2 separate regions of the Homo sapiens genome follow, and region 2 is linked to region 1. The links are chromatin loops, found by intact Hi-C in ENCODE. Cell type or tissue: thyroid gland. All regions are shown on one strand. Links, peaks and the distances in the headings refer to the core of each region. The heading gives the core; the rest is flanking DNA. Region 1 has its middle 34 kb from the start of PTF1A. Region 2 has its middle 170 kb from the start of ARHGAP21.

Region 1 (2,916 bases), core at 157-2,656:
TACCTGCTGTCTCTTAGTTCTTATTTATTATTTTACACCTTGTTCATAAAGATATCATTTATCCATAACATTGAATTACTCCTAGTGTGTGCATTGCATCCTGCTTGGTTCTGGGGCTAGGGAGAGTATTAAGACAAAATTCTTTTCTCAAGGAACTGACAGTTTAATAGGAAAGTCAGATTAAAAATAACTATGGAATTGAATTGGAGCTATAATATATTACAAAGTGTGTGCCACATAAGAGGAAAGATGTATTAGCCCCTCAGGTTGTGGGTAGAAAGGTAAGAGTGTCAAGAAAGAGGTTGGATTTTTTTTCTTTTTTTTTTTTTTTTTGAGACAGGGTCTCACTCTGTCACCCAGGCTGTAGTGCAGTGGCACGATCTCGGCTCACTGCAACCTCCACCTCCCAGGTTCAAGCGATTCTCCCACCTCAATCCCAGTTACCTCCCGAGTAACTGGGATTACAGGCACGCACCACCACGCCCAGCTAATTTTTGTATCTTCAGTAGAGACAGGGTTTCACCATGTTGGTCAGGCTGGTCTCGAACTCCTGGCCTCAGCCTGCAAAAGTGCTGGGAATACAGGCTTGAGCCACGGCGCCCAGCCAAGGATGGATATTTTAAGAACGTGGCTGAAATTCAGATACACCATTTTCCCAGCAGATCCTGGCCTTCAGAATGCCAATAATGGCAAATGCCAGTGGGCAAATGCTGTTGATCTGAACAGAGGGTCTCATAGGTCTGAAGCAGCACAGAACCAGGGAGGATGTGTTCGTCTAGAAACTTCCTAGCAGAGCTAACCCCCATCACAGCATAAGAAGAAACAGTCGGGCGCAGTGTCTCACGCCTGTAATCCCAGCACTTTGGGAGGCCGAGGTGGGCGAATCACAAGGTCAGGAGATCGAGACCAGCCTGGCTAACATGGTGAAACCCCGTCTCTACTAAAAATACAAAAAAATTAGCCGGGCGTGTTGGCAGGCGCCTGTGGTCCCAGCTACTCGTGGTCCCAGCTACTCGCAGTCCCAGCTACTCGGGAGGCTGAGGCAGGAGAATGGCGTGAACCCGGGAGGCGGAGCTTGCAGTGAGCCGAGATCGCGCCACTGCACTCCAGCCTGGGCGACAGAGCCAGACTCCGTCTCAAAAAAATAAATAAATAAATAAATAAAAATAAAAAATGAAAGAAGAAACAGTCACTGTCAAGGCTCCTTTGAAAGCAGATGCTTGAAATGTTCGTTGAAAATAGGAGAAAAGTGATCTGTTCAGTTGGGTAAGTTGTTTAGAATCCTAATTGGTTCTCGAATTCTCTCCCATCCCCTGGCAGGTCACTGTACTTGACCGGATTTTTTTCTCACTGTGTGTCCGCCGTTTCACTTTTTTTCCTAAGCCAAGATCTCTTTAATTATTCTATTCCCTATTAAGTGGGCAATTTTCACACTGTTAAAATACCTCGCCACAGCAGTATTATTTGTTTGTTCATAGTCTGTGGGCTAAGAAAATACGGAATGTGCATTTCTGGTGCTAGGATTACTTCTAATTTTTTAAGTGTCTCGGGTGGTGGGAGGGGAGGGAAGGGTGTTCAATGGGTTTGATTAAGCAGCTTCCCAAAGAGGAAAAGCAAAGCAGCAGTGAATGAAGGGTTCTAAAGCAGTCATTTGGCTCCCTCTGGTGGGCTCTTGCAGAACTCATCCCCCCCTCATAAACAATCCTGTCGCGCATCAACTCACTTATTTGGAAAATAGAAAAATGCAACGAAACAGTCTGTTAACACAAATCCTTGGCTAAATTCCAAGGATGAAGGAATTGACTGAGGACTTTAGGTCAATTTAGGCAGAGCTAAAGCAAAATTCAAGAGATACAATTGATTCAGTTCCACTCTATGCAAAATAGATATGGCATTTTAGCAATATTTGTATATTAATTTTGGTAGCTACCATTTTTCTTCCATAGTGCCTTAGTCTACAACACAAAGTCCATTCAATACATGTCAGGATCTTGCCTTCCCCCACCACCCCCCACAATTGCTCAAAAGACTTGTAAAGGTGAAGGTCGCCCTCTAATGGTTTGGATGAGTCACACATGTGAAATTTTTTGTCTTAGTTTAGACACCTCAAACAGAATCTACCGTTTAGAATTCGAGAACCCTCCTCCCACCGCTAATATTAGTTGCACATTTCTAGTTGGTTGATAAGGGATATTTAATAATTTTAAAACCACATTAAGTTAATGCATACTTTGCATTCCAACTCTGTGTGTGTGTGCGCGCGCGTGTGTGTGAAATTTCTAAACTACAGCTGGTCGGTGGGGTATGGATCACTGAGGTTTACCTGCCCTTGCTGTGGGAGGCGACAGGGGCTTTGCAGCTCAGCCCTGTCCTGACACAAGAATGCTGTGCCTCTCAGGTGTCTAGGGAGCCCACCCCCTGGACAACAGAAGCAAGTGTAGCAAGATCCCCCAAAGCTCCTGGGTGCTTATTTCCACCTGCGGGACCCTCTTCAGCCCCCAGGACTCTGCCCTCCCCGGTTGACCAGAGGACATTTCCTGCCTGCCTTTTTACGACGCTGCATAATTAATTACACGGGACCATCCGGTGCCTGGAGCTCACCGCTCATTATGATGACAGAGTCATGGGCCGTCAGGCAGGGGCATTTGTTTTTGGACGCACTTGGCTGCCCATAGTCCTTGACTCTAGTGTGCTTAGTGTGGCGGTGCAGTGAGGGCGTTCAGAGGCTGAGTTCTGCTGATTGCAGCAAGATGGACCATTCGCATCAGCTCAAGGTCATCTCGTGGGTGACCTCGCAAACCCAACCACCTGAGAGTTGGTCGCTCACGTTTAATGTAGTTCTTCCATTTTTAAAAATGTTTTGAAAGTACCTATCATGCACAAGGCCTTGTGCTGGACACTGCAGGAAGTTAAGAT
Region 2 (2,916 bases), core at 110-2,609, 1.4 Mb before region 1:
TGGTTAGCTTACCTGAGTAAGGACCTTCCCCAGTTCATACATTTTTTTCCTTTAGAGACAGGGTCTCACTCTGTTGCCCAGGCTGGTGTGCAATGGTGCGATCAGGGCTCACCACAGCCTCCACTTTCTGGGCTCAAGTGATCCTCCAGCCTCAGCCTCCTGAGTAATTGGGACTACAGGCACACACCACCATTTTCTTTTTTTTATAGAGACGATGTCTCGCTACGTTGTTCAGGCTGGCCTCGTATTCCTGTGCTCAAGTGATCCTCCTGCCTTGGCCTCCCAAATAGTGCTTTTTAATCCACATACTTTTTAATCCACACACTTACAGCTTCTAGCTCCTTCAGCCCTGCGGTGGACAGCAAGACTTCCTCCAGAAATTCCAAAATGTGGAAATGAAAGAACAGCAAACTCATGGTCAGCAGACCGCCTCCCGGGGATTCCCATTCCTGCCCCATGGAGTTTGAATTCCCAGAAAATTCTACTTTGGATCTGCCCTCTGACACTTGGCATTCCACCACCGGACACTTGATCCTTTGATTAAATTGTTGCCCTCTTCCTATTGCCCTAACATGCTTGGAAAGGAACATCAGTTTTCTGGTATCTCAGTTTATCACTTCCCCCAAAGATAGAAACGATGGAAGGCACAGAGGAGTTCTGAAAAGAAGCCCCAAGCTGAGGACAAATGCCAACTGCCTCACGTTTTCATTCGGGGCTACAGCTGCATATGGCTGGTACATTTACATTTAAAAACTTTTAATTGGCAAATAATTATATATACTCAAGGGGTACATAGGGATGGTTTGATATATATATATGTATATATATGGTATATGGTATACCATCCCTATGTATATATATATAAACCACCCCTATGTGTGTGTATATATATGATATATGGTATACCATATTATATATGTGTGTATATATGGTATATGGTATACCATATATATATATATATATATATGGTATAATGATCAGATCCAGGTGATTAACATATCCATCATCTTCGACATTTCTCGTTTGTGTTAGGAACGTTCAATATCCTCCTTCTGGCCAGGCGCGGTGGCTCACGCCTGTAGTCCCAGCACTTTGGGAGGCCGAGGTGGGCGGATCACGAGGTCAGAAGTTCCAGACCAGCCTGGCCAACATGGTGAAACACCCTCTTTACTAAAAATACAAAAATTAGCCTGGCGTGGTGGTGGGCGCCTGTAATCCCAGCTATTCGGGAGGATGAGGCAGGAGAATCACTTGAACTCGGACGGCATAGGTTGCAGTGAGCTGAGATCATGCCATCGCACTCTAGCCTGGGCGACAGAGCAAGACTCCATCTCAGGAAAAAAAAATCCTCCTTCTAGCTATTTGAAACTATATAATACAGCTGCAGCAAAAACTGAGATAAAGTTGAGAAATTCAACGAGGTGCACAAGTTCCAGATGACCACCAGATGGCAGGAGGTGAACAGTATTTTCCTGAGATGCAGCCTCTTAAAGGAGTCTTCAATCTCAAGTCTTAAAGAGTGTTAAATGTGGATGGTGTGAACAGTAGGAACTACGTGCCCCTCATACCTCGTCCCCCAGCCTGCACCCCACAGAAGAATATGAACCTACCTGACTTTTGGCAGGTCCTGCCTTGGGGTCCTCTGTGTGTAATACAGACATTGATTCCTGCACTTGATAATTTACTGACCACCACTCACCCCCACTGTCTGCTTTAGTTTCCACTAAGTGCTGTGAAGGAGGGTGAACTCATAGAGGGTGAGATCCAGGTTTCCTGGAGTGAGCAGCGTGTGAGCTGAGATCAGGATGAGGAAGTGGTGGGGTGAACATTCCAGGCACAGGAAGCAGCTTGTGGCTGGGGCTTGAGGAGGAGCAGACCAAAGAACAGGGTGGCTGGGCCAGAGGGAGCCGCGGGTAGGTGGGCGAGGCGCCCACTGAAAGATAGGGAGACGCCAGATTCCGTGGGGCAGGGATGCCACGCTTGACCTTGGGAGTGTCTCCTTTGAGGGATTTTAGACAGAAGGGGCAGGAAGAGGTCAGGGCCCCTTTCTCTGGAGTCACTCAGTGAGCGGACATTCTTTTTGCAGGAGGGGGAAAGTGTGCTAGGCCTGGCAGGGCAACTTCTGCTGTGCAATGGATTCTATTCATTTGTGAGACTGAAGAATGTGCAGCTGCAATCACTGTACAATGATCTAGTTATTCCTGAACATCTTCTTCCCTGACTCCATTTCCAAGTAAGTTAGCCAACTGTTTGAGAATCAAACAGCTCAGCTAAGCCTTCTTGGCTTAGCTTCCTAGAGTTGATGTCAGGTGAAAAAAAGCACTTCTCAGAAAGGAGTAGAGACCTCCTTTTCCAGCCCAGAGGACACCAGGGATATGAGGAAGGAGGCGGCTGAGGCCCCAGACTCAGACCCTGGTGTGTGTGGTCAGATGAGCTCAAAACCACAAAGGAGATAACACTCAAGGGAGGAGACCAAACAGGTCAAAGACAAATTCTGGCTTCCTTACAGATCTAAGAAATCTTAGGTCTCCGATATGGTTTGGCTCTGTGTCCCCACCCAAATCTCATGTTGAATTGTAATCCCCAATGTCAGAAGTGGGCCCTGTGGGAGGTGATTGGATCACAGAGGTGGTTTCTAATCGTTTAGTGCCACCCCCCAGTGCTGTCTCATGATAGAATTCTCACAAGATTTGGTTGTTTAAAAGTGTGTAGCACTTCTCCCTTTGCTTTCTCTTCTTCCTGCTCCCGCCACGTATGACGTGCCTGCTTCCCCTTCGCCTTCTGCCATGATTGTAAGTTTCCTGAGGCCTCCCCAGCCATGCCTCCTGTACAGCCTGTGGAACTGCGAGTCAGTGAAACCTTTTCTTTGTAAACTACCCAGTCTCAGGTAGTTAGTTCTTTAGCAATTCCAGAATG

The links. Peaks named below come from ENCODE experiments on the same cell type or tissue, not always from the same donor. Only the 100,000 strongest peaks of a DNase experiment are listed, where the experiment ranks them.
Region 2: it touches region 1 in a loop (4-fold over the local background); 20 of 110 quality-filtered maps call a loop at or near these places.

What each region holds. Positions count from the first base shown.
Region 1 is chr10:23,157,312-23,160,227 of GRCh38, reverse strand. No RefSeq gene overlaps it. Among named protein-coding and RNA genes, the nearest start is that of PTF1A, 34 kb to the left of the region's middle. RefSeq lists an enhancer at 2,754-2,916. In thyroid gland, for the core only: a CTCF peak has its summit at 1,699 (motif pointing left); DNase peaks (open chromatin) are centred at 1,647 and 2,027; H3K4me3 peaks cover 599 bases; H3K27ac peaks cover 921 bases.
Region 2 is chr10:24,555,870-24,558,785 of GRCh38, reverse strand. No RefSeq gene overlaps it. Among named protein-coding and RNA genes, the nearest start is that of ARHGAP21, 170 kb to the left of the region's middle. RefSeq lists a silencer at 1-165. In thyroid gland, for the core only: a CTCF peak has its summit at 1,431 (motif pointing right); no DNase peak of the experiment used is centred there.